2 separate regions of the Homo sapiens genome follow, and region 2 is linked to region 1. A link is a contact called in ENCODE Hi-C data. All regions are on one chromosome and are shown on one strand. The core of a region is the stretch at or near the end of the contact, and the rest is flanking DNA. Distances in the headings are between cores, read along the strand shown.

The links. Hi-C counts contacts between places; a loop is a spot of excess contacts on that map.
Region 2: a map of PC-3 shows a loop between it and region 1 (2.8-fold over the local background). The contact joins the promoter of KRTAP19-5 here to the promoter of KRTAP23-1 in region 1. A Hi-C loop is called at or near these places in 1 of 168 maps with a recorded cell type or tissue (PC-3).

The regions. Positions count from the first base shown.
Region 1 is chr21:30,345,830-30,353,124 of GRCh38, forward strand. KRTAP23-1 (keratin associated protein 23-1) reads right to left here and starts at 2,777. Exons shown (of 1, transcript NM_181624.1): 1 at 2,570-2,777. The coding sequence starts at 2,777. The coding sequence ends at 2,580.
Region 2 is chr21:30,500,677-30,507,346 of GRCh38, forward strand. KRTAP19-5 (keratin associated protein 19-5) reads right to left here and starts at 1,465. Exons shown (of 1, transcript NM_181611.3): 1 at 981-1,465. The coding sequence starts at 1,414. The coding sequence ends at 1,196.

The DNA of each region.
Region 1 (7,295 bases), core at 1,527-4,026:
GCAGAAATGGGCTGCAAATGGGCTTTGCAATTATATTAAGGGGTCTTCATTGGGAAGGAGGATTGTTGAAGGTTTTAAATGAGTGTCTCATTTAAAAACATGTTATCTACGAGTAACAGAAATTGTAATTCAAAATGGCTTAAGCGATAAGAAATTTTATTGGCTTACATAAACCAGTGTCCAGAAGTGAGATGGTCCAGGTTCTGTCCTCCTGCATTTCTCTTGGTTCTGGCCTCTTTCATTTGATGGTTTAATTTTCAGGTTAGATCGGGTATGGTGGCTCACACCTGTAATCCCAGCACTTTGGGAGGCTGAGGCAGGCAGAACACTTGAGGTCAGGAGTTCGTCAACAGCCTGGCCAACATGGCAAAACCCCATCTCTACAAAAAATACAAAAACTAGCTGGGCGTGGTGGCATGCACCTGTAATCCCAGCTACTCAGGAGGCTGAGGCAGGAGAGAATCGTTGGAGGCAGGAGAGAATCACTTGGAACCAGGAGGAAGAGGTTATAGTGAGCTGAGATTGTGCCACTGCACTCCAGCCTGGGCAACAGAGGGAGACCCTGTCTCAAGAAAAAAAAAAAAAATTCAGGCCATATGCAAAACGGATGCAGCATTCCACATATAACAAAGTCCAGAGGTAGAGAGAATCGTTTTAAGAAATCCCAGAGACACTTTGGGAGGCCGAGGTGGGCAGATTGCGAGGTCAGGAGATCGAGACCATCCTGGCTAACACGGTGAAACCCCGTCTCTACTAAAAATACAAAAAATGAGCCAGGCATGGTGGCAGGCGCCTGTAGTCCCAGCTACTCGTGAGGCTGAGGCAGGAGAATGGCGTGAACCCAGAAGGCGGGGCTTGCAGTGAGCCGAGATTGCGCCACTGCACTCTAGTCTGGGTGACAGAGCAAGACTCCATCTCAGAAAAAAAAAAAAAAAAAGAAAGAAACCCCAGAGAAGGAACTTTACCAGAAGCATTGTTCCACATGGCTCCTTGTTTCTCATTGGCTTACCTCAGATCACATGCTCATTCCTGAGCCAATCACTTTCAGTAGGCATTGGGGCGCTCTAGAGTAGCCAAATTCAATCCTTAAGCCTAAGGCATAATCACGTTCATTTGCAGGACTATGTGTGGACGAGGAGGGATGCACAAACAAAATCCAATTTCCATAGAAAGAAGAGCGAGAAGGAAAACAGCTGTGAGAGCAGTGAACGATGAGCTACCCACCTCCATTTAGATATTTGAAAATGTATATGACTGTGTTCCACTTAATGTAAGAATATAATGGACTGTCTAGTTTTGCATCCAGATACAAGCCCAGGATATCAAGAGGTAAAGTCTTATCTCTCAGTCCGTGTCACCTATGCATGATACTGCCAGGTTTCAGACAGTTTTCAGGTGACTTCTATTATAACACCGGATGGCTTTATAGTGACCTAATGAAAGGAGGAGGGAGTGAACCATCAAATTAAAAAAAAAAAAACTCTTAGATATTATATTCTTCTTATTATAGTGGAATGCATACATCTTTAATTTCATGTATACCTAAACTATTTGTTTCATTACACTTGCTACTGAACTCAGTTAAAATCCTGACCTCAGAATTTCATTGTGGCTTATATATGTCTGGGAAGGAAGATTACAGGAAGGATTTTGATAATGTTCTCATAAAAACAGCCAGGCTAGTACTTGCTAAAACATCACTGCTGTCTCTGGATATTTTCTTCCTAGACTAGACCCATGAGTAGCTTAACCAAAGTGAAGTGTCCTGATTAGGCCTAAATGGCCATGAATAGAAAAACAGAGATAATCTCCTGTCCTATCTCTGAGTCTACTTGGCAGAAATTCCCAGGAACTAGATCTCTGTTGTTAGAAAACTCTGCCTATCAAGGAACCTACTCCTTTCCCTCAAAGTGAATATTTTATTTTTAGACAAAAAGTGGGGGTTTCAAATTCCCGACAGACATCTTATAAAGAAAATTAACACAAGATTTGTGATCTGATATCAGATTAAATGAGTTTATTTGAAGAAAAAGAAATCAACTCTTGCTCCATTTTTAACTAGAGAAGGAAGGGAAAATACAAGAAAACAGAAGAAAAAGAGATGAGTATTCTATGAGAAATGTTATTTTAATATTAATAAGTTTAAAACAATTATCTTTTCTGGATAGTAGAATATAGGTTCTAGCCAGATGATAGCTGAGATGGACTTTGAGAGAAATAATTGTAATGTGGAGGTTTGGAGCCCTTAGCAAGTTGATCGGTAGAAGCCAGATCCACAAGTTGGTCTGTAACAGGAAGACTGGAATGTCCTAAAGAGAACATATGTTGGGTGGCAGAATCCAGATCCATAGCCCAGGGAAGGGAAGCCACAGCCTCCATAACCCAGGGATCTGACGCCACTGGACCCACGGCCCACTGAGTAGCAGCTCCTAGATCCATAGCCCAGGGAGCGGCAGCTGCTGGATCCAAAGCCTAGAGACTCAGAGTAAGTCGACTGGCAGGGACTGCAGAGCACGGAGCTTCTGGGGCGGTAGCAGGAGGTCTGGCAGGGGCTGGACTCCACACAGGACATCTGGCAGCTAGGGGTTTCCCAGCAAGTCTCCTGAAAGCCCTTGCAGAGAGAGGAACCCAGCTGGCAGGTGCTGGGAGATCAAAGGTTCAGTGCTGTAGACCAGGTTGCTGGGGTACGAGGAGCCACCACGGGAGTAGCCTGAGTAGCACAGGTAGCCCTCACAGGAATGGGAGGAGAAGTTTCCACAGCAGCAGTTGTAGGACATGTTGACAGGAGATGTGAGTTCAGCTGAGCTGCATTGAGAAGATGCCCTGATGTCCCTGCCTGTGCCCAATGATCCAGTGATGTTTACACCCTCACACTGCTGGGCGTGATGCAGTATCCGGGAACCCCCCCATTCTTGTGAATGTGTTTTCATCAAATGACTAAGTAACCTAGGTTATAATTATAACTCAACACATTCATTTGTCTTTAACAGCAGTGTAATCATTCCAGTTTATAGAAGCCCATTGGCTTCTCTCTCTCTCTCTCTCTGTCTCTTTCTCTCTCTCTCTCTCTCTCTCTCTCTCTGCAGAAATAAGGTTTGGTTTGCTTTCAGAAACATTGGTGATGATACATACAGTGCCTCCCCACCCCTTTTACTGAGCTTGACTGTGGGTATTCTGAGCTTCAGCCTACAAATTCTTACCAGCAATGTACTCCCAACAGTAATCAGCAGCCACCCACCCCCCATTATTTACATATGTTTTATTAAGCATTAACTACATGCGCAACATTTAAAAGTGTGGTATGATTTAATCTTTGCAAATATCTTATGAGATACAAGTTGTCATAAACAATTTAGAAGTAAGGCCATGGAGGTTTGGAAAAGTTATGTAACATTCAGGTAATAAATCAAACAAATCATGGACCCCATGTCATCCCAGGTGTGTCTGTCTTTAAGGCTAGCACAAACCACAGAGCTATATAGACAATTTGTGAAGCTTGTAATTTCTGCTCCCAGAATCACATGGACAATTGAGTATGCAGGTGAAAAAAAAATTCCAAGGTGTTAATATTTGCATTTCATCTGATATATCTACTTGAGTATTCTTACCCCTTTTATGAATTCCCCAAATATAGCCAACTGAGGGGACAGCTTCTTAATTGATTTTGGTTATTTTTTTAGTATTCAGAGTTACTATGGAGATGCTTTGTTACAAATTATCTTCTATTTGCCCTCTCACTCAGTTTATCCTAGTTAAGCAACTCATGTTTTATCCACCATGGAGTTATTAGATTCTTTTTCAGTGTGAGGCAGAAAATTCTTTGGCAAACACAGACTTTCACTGGGACTAGTTGCGAAAAACTGATATGCCTTTAGTGAGTTGACTACCAATAAAATACATTTGCAGAAGCTTGAATTTTAATAGGGTGCCGACCTTTTGCCAACTCAGTTGGGAGTGAGAAATACGACACCTTCCAGAGTGATTCATTTCACTCCTTGCTGAGCTTCTCTTGTTCATCCTTCTAGGAAGACAAAGCAGCATAAAATTTACCATTATATTAAGTGGTTAAAATTATCTTTACCACTATAAAACATCAGTGGTATAAAGAAAAATCTTGGAATTAGAAATGTCTTTTTCCCCACTTGTTATCATATCCAACTTCTGCCTTCAAGCATCTTTTAGAAATTGGAAAGCAAAAAGCTATTTATGTAATTTGATCTTTTCAAACTGTTTCATAGATGATTGTTTTTTGTAATCTCCTGTAATATTTGCTTATCTGGCAACAATGGAATATTTTGTCCATTGTTTTGCTAACAAATTTCTACCAAATGCATTGCTCACATTGCACCAAATCCCTTTGTGAAAGATGTACCAAAATGGAGTCATTTATGTCAAACTCTAACAAAATGGGGTCAAGAGAGGCCACAAAAAAAATCCTCGTGCACACATGCCTGTAACAAGGGTTATCACAAGACCTTCTTCAAATTGCACTATTCCAGATAAATAGGTTCCAGGACAGTTACCTAGCAACAGCTGTCTTTACCAATAAACAAATGTCAACTCCTACAATGAGCTTTTGACCCGTGAACTTGTCTCAAAGCAGCTTACCTGGACCTCTCTTTGTATTTAAAAACTTCTCCTGTGCCCTAACCCCTTGGATGTGCCTATGATCCATCATCCACCATAGCATGCACATTCCTAGATTGCACTTCGCTGCTCTTTCCAATTAAAACTCATTTGTTCTGAAGAGCATATGTGAGTTTCTTTTTAGGTTGACACTTCTCATCCCTCAATGCCAAAATCAAACTCCTCCTATCAGATAGGTGTTCATCTCAACTAGACTTAGCTCTTCAGGAACAAAGATCTCAGTATTTTGTAATCTAGTTCACACACACACACACTGTGGAGGATTTGCAAGGGATGTACTTTGAAATGGCTCATGCAGGATGAATAATATTTCAGCTTGCAGGGAAATTACATATGTGAGAAGAACGAAGAACGCAATGCACAGAAGTTTTGTGGGGTGAGTGATGATGCTTAGTCTTCTTTGACCTAATTCCTGGCACATCATGGGTGCTCATAGATTATTTATATCAAATAATTAACTTTTATTTTACTTTCACTCAAGATAAATGTATGCATGTGAAAATAATGTTTCTGCTTTTAAAGTTACCTCTAATTAAAAGTGAAATGAATATTAAATCTATCTTTTATAATGAATATATCCCCAAGTTAATCATAACCAGTAAACCAAGGCCTGTTAAGATAGAGCACCTCTTAGAAGATGAACGGAGGATGGAAATTATGGTTTTAGTGCGTAGGGGAATATTCTGAACAATCTTTATAGTCCTTGTATGTGAATGTGCACTTGTTCTCTTCTCATTACACAAGGCAACAGGATCAAATAAACCATAATTGGTAAAGGTGCTCAGTTAGGTTAGCCAGAAGTCTGGGTACAACTTTACATGGCAGTAGTATTTTAATTATGGCTTCTTTCCATTATACTACAGATGCAAAGACCGTACACACTACCCAGGCATTTCTCTTAGCTCAAATTCTCCATCACAACCAGCTATATAGCAGCTTTCCTGAATCACTGTGGTATCAAAGTCTTTTAATTAGTTTTCCTCTATTCCTGTAGCCATATCAATGTTATTTAGGGGATGTCCAGCAGTCTATTATAGCCACTATTAATCTCAGCTATTTTATAATTTCTCAAACTCAATGTAATTTTTTAAAAGATAAAAAATAACTACAATTTTTTAAAATTAAAAATGTACGTAAGTTACTTTTGGAACTTGGAATACTCTTCTAAAAATAGATACCACTATAATTTTTTCAGAAAGTAAAATTCTTCATATATGTAACTTAAGGCAATGCAATAGTTTTATTTATTTATTTATTTATTTATTTATTTATTTATTTTTTAAACAGGGTCTCACTCCCATGGCCCAGGCTGAAGTGCAGTGGTGTGATCTTGGCTAACTGCAGCCTGGAGTTCACCAGCTCAAGAGATCCTCCCACCTCAGCTTCCCAAGTAACTGGTACTACAGGAAGGCACCACCAGGCCTGGCTTTTTGTTTTTTTAATTTTTAGTAGAGATGTGGTCTCTCTATGTTGCCCATGCTTGAGCTCAAATGCCTGGGCTCCCCACCTTAGCCTCCCATAGTTCTAGGATTACAGGCATGAGCCCTTGTGCCCGGCTTTATACAATAGTTTTAAATATAAAGAGCCACTTCTTTATTAAGTAAATTAGAAGACATCCCTCTAAGAATTTAAACACATTTAAATATATATTCACTATGGATGTGTGTATATCTATCTATCTATCTATGTATCTCCATAAATTTTGAGAAAGATCAAATATTATGGTTATATATTTACTGAATTAGGAAATTTTGCCGAAATACTTTGCATCACTCATGTCACCTTTTTATAAAGCTGTTTGGATCTGAAAGTGCTTTCGTGGATTTCACACTAATGCTTTATAGCATTGAAGGAGCTATAATCATAGAATAATAATTTGTCATCTGAGGAAATGATGTCATGCAGTCAAAAAGCTGCAAGCTTGGGATTGGAATGCATGTCCCTGGCTCTGAGTCCAATTCTTTCTTCCAGTAGGCTGGTGCAAAGGTAATTGTGATTTTTGACATTAAAAGTAATTGCAGAAACTGTAATTACTTTTGCACTTTACATGATGCAAATGCATGAACCTTAAGAGAAATTGTATATTCTCTTCACTTTGTATTTCCATAAACATGGCCCTCTAGCATGCATCTCATATTTGTACATATTATTGAATATGTCTCCTTTGAAATGTTGAATTTCCCTTACTTTGACTGTATCAATATGTTCATTTTAAAAATCAAAATCTCTTACAAATTTCAGTGCTTGAAGTGATCCTCAATATCTGTCCTCAATCCATATCCCAAGCAAAATTGCCTTTGGGGCCTTCCTAAATTATTTTTCTTTCTCTTTCTAATTGCTTCATTCTCTTTCATTGTAATGGTTCTTTTATTCTCAGCCTTATAACCATGCTCAATCTTCTTCAATCCAAAAATTTTAAATAGTGCCATTTTCTCTATGATTATATAGCTCTTCTTATTTTATATCAGAATTATCTAAAGAGGTATGGAATCAGCTTGTCAGCTACCTCACTTTTTATTCTCTTTTCAATAACTGATATGATTAGGCTTTGTGTCCCTGGCCAATTCTCATTTTGAATTGTAATTGCAATAATCCCCAAAATCCCCGTGTGTCAAGGGAATTACCAGGTGGAGGTAATTGAATCGTGG
Region 2 (6,670 bases), core at 215-2,714, 150 kb after region 1:
AAAAAAAAAAGTCACAAAAATAAGTTCTTTTTCAGTGTATATTCAGATATATACTTTGTTTTATCAGCACTTTTCTTACCATTAAAGGGGCCATATAAACATACATTTTGAACAAACTATAGAAATACATACTCTTCATGTTGGTCTCCAGTTAAATGTGAAAGTTTATGAAGTTGGTATTTCAAGGCTGAATTTAAACACTAACATGATCTCACTGAAAGCATTGAAATGAAAAAGATATGGTGAATATGGCGCAGTGTTCCAAAGAAAAAGCCTTCTTTTTAATTGAGTGTTATGGTTTTCATTTGTGCATGTACAGTTTACCTTTGGACAACATGGGCTTGGACTGAGTGAATCCACTCATACTGAGATTTTGTTCTACCTCTGCCACTCCTGAGATAGCAAGACCATCGTCCCCGTTCCTCCTCCTCCTCAGCCTATTCAATGTGAAGACAATGAGGATAAAGACCTTTATGATGAGTCGCTTCCACTTAACAAACAGTAAATATAAATTCTCTTCCTTATTATTTTCATAACATTTTCTTTTCTCTTATTTACTTTATTGTAAGAATACAGTATATAATGCATATAAAACACAAAGTATGTGTTAATCAACTGTTTATGTTATCAGTGAGGCTTCCAGTCAACAGTCGGCTACCAGTAGTTAGGTTTCTGGAGAGTCAAAAGTTATATGTGGATTTTCAACTGCATGGGGGAATCAGTACTGCTAACCCCTACATTATTCAAGGGTCAACTGTGACCTTTGAATGTGAATATATACATGCACACACATACATACAGCTATATAGATAGGTGCATGTATATACAAAATTATTTTGTTATATATAATATACTTCTATATGTATAGTAGTTTGTTCTTTTTTCACTGGATATAATTACAAATAACCACTTTGCCATTTTGAGTCAAGCAAAAAACAAAAGTCGTGTATTTGCTTTCAGTTAGCATAATTTATTCTAAAAGGAACAGAGAAACCCCACAGTTATAAAGGTACAAGTAAGACACATCCAGAGACATAAAGCAAAGAATTATGGAATGATAGGTATTCTTAAACCTCTTAGATGCTAACTGCTCTTGATCTTGGCTTGATCCAGGGTGACCTCGTTTGTTTGTTATTGCAGTCAGGTTTGGGTGATCTTCTTATGTCCCCTCATGTTAGGTTGTCAGGGAAGGATTTCAATAAAATCCAGAGAATCCATATCCTCCATAGCATGATGGACGGCAGCTGCGGTATCCATAGCCTCCGAAGCCAGAGCCGTATCCGTAGCCTCCGTAGCCACCGCCATAGCCCAGTCTGCGGAAGCTGCCACATCCACAGCCATAGCCATAGCCCAGGTCATCGAAGCCTCCGTAGCCGTAGCCCAGGCCTCCATAGTAGTTGCCGTAGTAGTTCATGGTGTCAGGAGTGGTGAGTTGGTATGCTGCTCAAGGCAAGATCCTGAGTGTGAACACCAGCATGTGTAGGAGGCTTATATACCCTGGTCAGAGCGTGTGATGAGTCATCTGTATACCCTCCTTTGCTATAGTTATTTGTATTACGTTTGATGTTACAACTCATTTATCTATTGTCTTCTGATGTAGGGAGATGCCCTCATTCTCATTAAAATATTTCAGCTTACTTAATGTCTTATTCAGGACACGATTGAACTTACTGCTTTGCTTTTATGAAAAGAAAGGGCTTACTGTTCAAAATATGCACATTCCAAATGCTCAACAGAATTGCCTATTACCAGGTGTATTACATCATCTACACTTTATGGTATTCCTTTTATAATGAATAATTTCCTTTGTCCGTCATCTTCCAAACTGATAACTTCATATTCAACTAAATTTACAGCTGTTTTTTCAATTTACAGATGTTAAATCTATAGTTTTAAAAAGCAAACTTATTTATCAAGGTGAGGTCTTCAGAAAGTGCCTATATGCACAATACAGGAAAACATTTGAAATCAAAATGATTTTAATGCCCTGCTGTGTACAATCGCCAAAGGACTCAAAAAAAGAGAGTGTATGCTGATTTTTAGCATTTTATTCACAATAACTTTTATACTATTTTTGACTTTGCACACCAGCTTCAGAACCTTTTGGTTGCAAAATACATAAGAATTAATTTCAGAAATTGAGGGCACAAAATCCATCTCCTACGCAGACTTATCAGAGTAGCACTTTAGTTTTCCATTCAAGTCCTAAAACTCTCCTTTATAATTGGTTTTATTCAAAGTCCTGGTAAAATTGCAGATTGCATCTGCCTCTGTTTTGCACATTCTAGTCAATTACTTTCTTTCTTTATCATTTTTCAGTAGTGTATATATGACCTCTATTTCCTTTCTCATTTCAGCTTTTATTCTTCTTCCCATTTTCTTAATGTCTATAGAAACAGCCAGGTAGAAGTTTATTGCATACATTCCCTCTGTCTTCCATCGACTTATCTCAACGCTTTTTTTTTTCTATCTCCTCTTTGTATTCACTGTAACATCTTTCCTGATTTTTTTGTTTGTTTGTTTTTTGAGACGGAGTCTCACTCTGTCGCCCAGTCTGGAGTGCAGTGGCACCATCTCGGCTTACTACAAGCTCCGCCTCCCGGGTTCACGCCATTCTCCTGCCTCAACCTCCCCAGTAGCTGGGACTACAGGCGCCCGCCACCACGCCTGGCTATTTTTTTTGGATTTTTAGTACAGACGGGGTTTCACCATGTTAGCCAGAATGGTCTTGATCTCCTGATCTCGTGATCTGCCCGCCTCGGCCCCGCAAAGTGCTAGGATTACAGGCGTGATTCTGATGTTCTTCTATGTCTATCCTGTACTCATTTATTCTGAGGTAATTTCTAACCACTGCCTACTGATCTGTTAATAGTTCATTAAAATATCATTTTTAAAGCTTTCTATTTTTTGTACTTACTAAACATCCTCAACTCCCCACCCCAGCAAAAATACTTAGAAATAATGAATAAGACCTACTATTTGATAGCACAATAGAGTGACTATAGTCAATAACAACTTAATTGTACATTTTAAAATGTCTTGAGTAAAATTAGACTGTTTGTTAACTCAACAGATAAATACTTGAGGGGATGGGTTTTTTAAAATGTACTCCAACTCCTATGGCTTTCTGAAATTTAAAAGGTATCCTAAAATAGAAATTGTCTTCAAAGTTTTCAAAATAAAGGCACCATGGTGAAATGGCACAGAATAGAGAAACATATGTAAAGAAATTTGCCCTGGGCTTCATAGAGTTCCTCAGCTGACTTTGTTGAATTAGTGAAACAGATACAACATTGAGACCACTCTTGATTAATCTCCATGCAGCACCTGTCTCTTGGCTTCGACAACTAAAAATTCATTTAATTTACATGACTTTGAACATGCTGGTGAGTTTTTGTGAGATTTATAAGTATTTTATCAAACATAAATTTCCTAAAAGGAATGCTTCAGTTCTTCTAAGCAACAGACTAGGGAATTAAAAATTGTTTATTGAAGAAATTCTAAGTAAATTGACAGTAACTGCCACAGCAACCACAATCTGTGCACAACCCTGACTACGCCTTAGTGAGCTACCTTTTTAAGACAGAAAAATAGCTCAATAAGTCTTTCCATTTATAGAGTAGGATTTAATCCAATATTTGCTACATTTCTTTTATCCAAATATTGGTTCATTCTTATTTCTCATCTGAACTTGAAACAGTCAATAAGCTGAGTTCTCAGTGAGTCCTTTTGAAGCCATAAAATCACAAATAACTCAAAATCACAAATAACTATATTAAGGATACCACAGTTTGTCCATATAAATCAGCCTGATAATGTAAGAGTGTTTAATAGCTAATTTTTGTTTGGGATGCATAAACAATGCATACATCTGAGATATAAAACCAAACAAGATATAAATGGAAAACCTCAATAGCCAAATAAGAATTAGAATGTTTTAAAGAAATAGACTATGTGATAATTTTCCACAAGACCAATTAATGATCGTAAGCAGTAAATGATTAATACTAAAATAAAATATATAAATCTACATATTTTATATACAAAATATATAGAACAAATATTTTGTCCTTTTTTCGAAGTGAACAAATAGTAAAATGAAAGCATCCATTGTAAAATGAAGACATATATTCATTTGTAGTGATATTGGTTTTATGCTGAAAGAGATTGTTAGACTCAAAGTCGATTAGACCCAAAGTTGATAGAACAATGATGTTTTATATTTTCTCCTTCTTTTCACTTTTAGGAAGTTTACTTTGGAATATATGCTTAATAACTTTATGATAATGGATAAGGAAGAAGAAAATATGTTCTTACTTGGGATAAGTAGTAACTTTTACCTGGAAAGAAAGAAAGCTTTTGTTATAAATTCCAAAGACTTCGTTTAACTCAGACACAAACTAATAATATATAAAAATGTAAGTTACAAAAATATGTTAATATTGAATTATACCAGCAATGCCACAAGTGCTTTTTCTCATTATAATTATACTGATCTTTCTTTTAATTGCAAATTTTTAATACTTTTACTCAGGCTGGGAGGATATTTACCTGTATGAGAATAGAGCAGTTTCATCTGAAATTCAGTTATAGGGTCAAAATTCCTTTAATGAAATTACCAAAATTTATCTACCTTGCCCTCCCCTGTGAAGGTACAGCATCTAAAGAGAGAAATAACAAGATTTGTCTGAGTTGTTTGTTCATATTTCATCTTTACATTGCATAAACAAACCCAAGTATTTCTCATAAAAATAAATAATCTTGAGAATTGAGCTTATTTGTTCTGTTTTTGCCTTCAAGTAAAGCTAAGTTAGCAATTCAGAAATGTATTATATATAACAAAATAAAAGTTAACAAGAAAAATTTTAAAAACAACAGCAACAAAACATAGTTAATCTAAGAGATGAAATTAGTCTCCATATACTCTGCTCCAAAATTGAAACCATCCACAGTATTATTACAAGAACTTTCCAGATGGCATTCAGATTTGGAATTATGCAGTGAAAGAGACTCAGAATGATGGACTAGAGCATTAGGTTCAGGTGAACTGCTTTCTGGTCTTGATTCTGACACTTAGATTTTAACTCTAGGCATCACTTAACTGTTCGGCATTTCCTCACCTGTACTATAGGGGGCAGCACGGTACAATCTGTAATAATCTAACGTTTGGTCCAGCTCTCACTTCTTTTGTCCTTGTATTATTGAATTTCCCCAGGAAGGGGTCCAGTTTCAGTTTCTGCAAATGGCTAGCCAGTTTTCCAAGCATCATTTATTAAATAGGGAATCCTTTCCCCATTGCTTGTTTTTGTCAGGTTTGTTGAAGATCAGATGGTTGTAGATGTGTGGTGTTATTTCTGAGGTCTGGGTTTTGTTCTATTAGTGTGTATATCTGTTTTGGTACCAGTACCATGCTATTTTGGTTGCTGTAGCCTTGTAGTATAGTTTAAAGTCAGGTAGCGTGATGTCTCCAGCTTTGTTCTTTTTGCTTAGGATTGTCTTAGCTATGCAGGCTCATTTCTGGTTCCATATGAAGCTTAAAGTAGTTTTTTCCAATTCTGCTGAGAAAGTCAATGGTAGCTTGATGGGAATAGCATTGAATCTATAAGTTACTTTGGGCAGTATGGCTATTTTCATGATATTGATACTTCCTATCATGAGCATGGAATGTTTTTCCATTTCTTTGTGTCCTCTCTTGTTTCCTTGAGTACTGGTTTGTAGTTTTCCTTGAAGAGGTCCTTCACGTCCCTTGTAAGTTGTAATCCTAGCTATTTTCTTCATTTTGTAGCAGTTGTGAATGGGATTTCATTTACGATTTGGCTCTCTGCTTGTCTGTTGTTGGTGTATAGGAATGCTTGTGATTTTTGCACAATGATTTTCGATCTTGAGACTTTGCTAAAGTTGTTTATCAGCTTAAGGAGTTTTGGGGCTGAGACGATGGGGTTTTCTAAATACAGAATCATGTCATTTGCAAAGAGAGACAATTTGACTTCCTCTATTCCTATTTAAGTAGCCTTTATTTCTTTATCTTGCCTGATTGCCCTGGCCAGAACTTCCAATACTATGTCAAATAGGAGCAGTGAGAGAGGGCATCCTTGTTTTGTGCTGGTTTTCAAAGGGAATTCTTCCAGCTTTTGTCCATTCAGTATGATATTGGCTATGGGTATCTCACAAATAGCTCTTATTATTTTGAGATATGTTCCATCAATACCTAGTTTGTTAAGAGTTTTTAACATGAAGGGATGTTGAATTTTATCGAAGACTTTTTCTACATCTATTGAGATAATCATGTGGTTTTTGTCATTGGTTCTGTTTATGTGACAGATTACGTTTATTGACTTGCATATGGTGAACCAGCCTTGCATCCCATGGATGAAGCCGACTTGATCATGGTGGATAAGCTTTTTGATGTGCTGCTAGATTCAGTTTGCCAGTATTTTGTTGAGGATTTTTGCATCGATGTTCATCAGGGATAATGGCCTGAAATTTTTTTTTTTTGTTATGTCTCTGCCAGGTTTGGTATCGGGATGCTGCTGGCCTCATAAAATGAGTTATGGAGGAGTCTTTCTTTTTCTATTGTTTGGAATAATTTCAGAAGGAATGGAACCAGCTCTTCTCTGTACCTCTTGTAGAATTTGGCTGTGAATCCATCTGGTTCTGGGCTTTTTTTGGT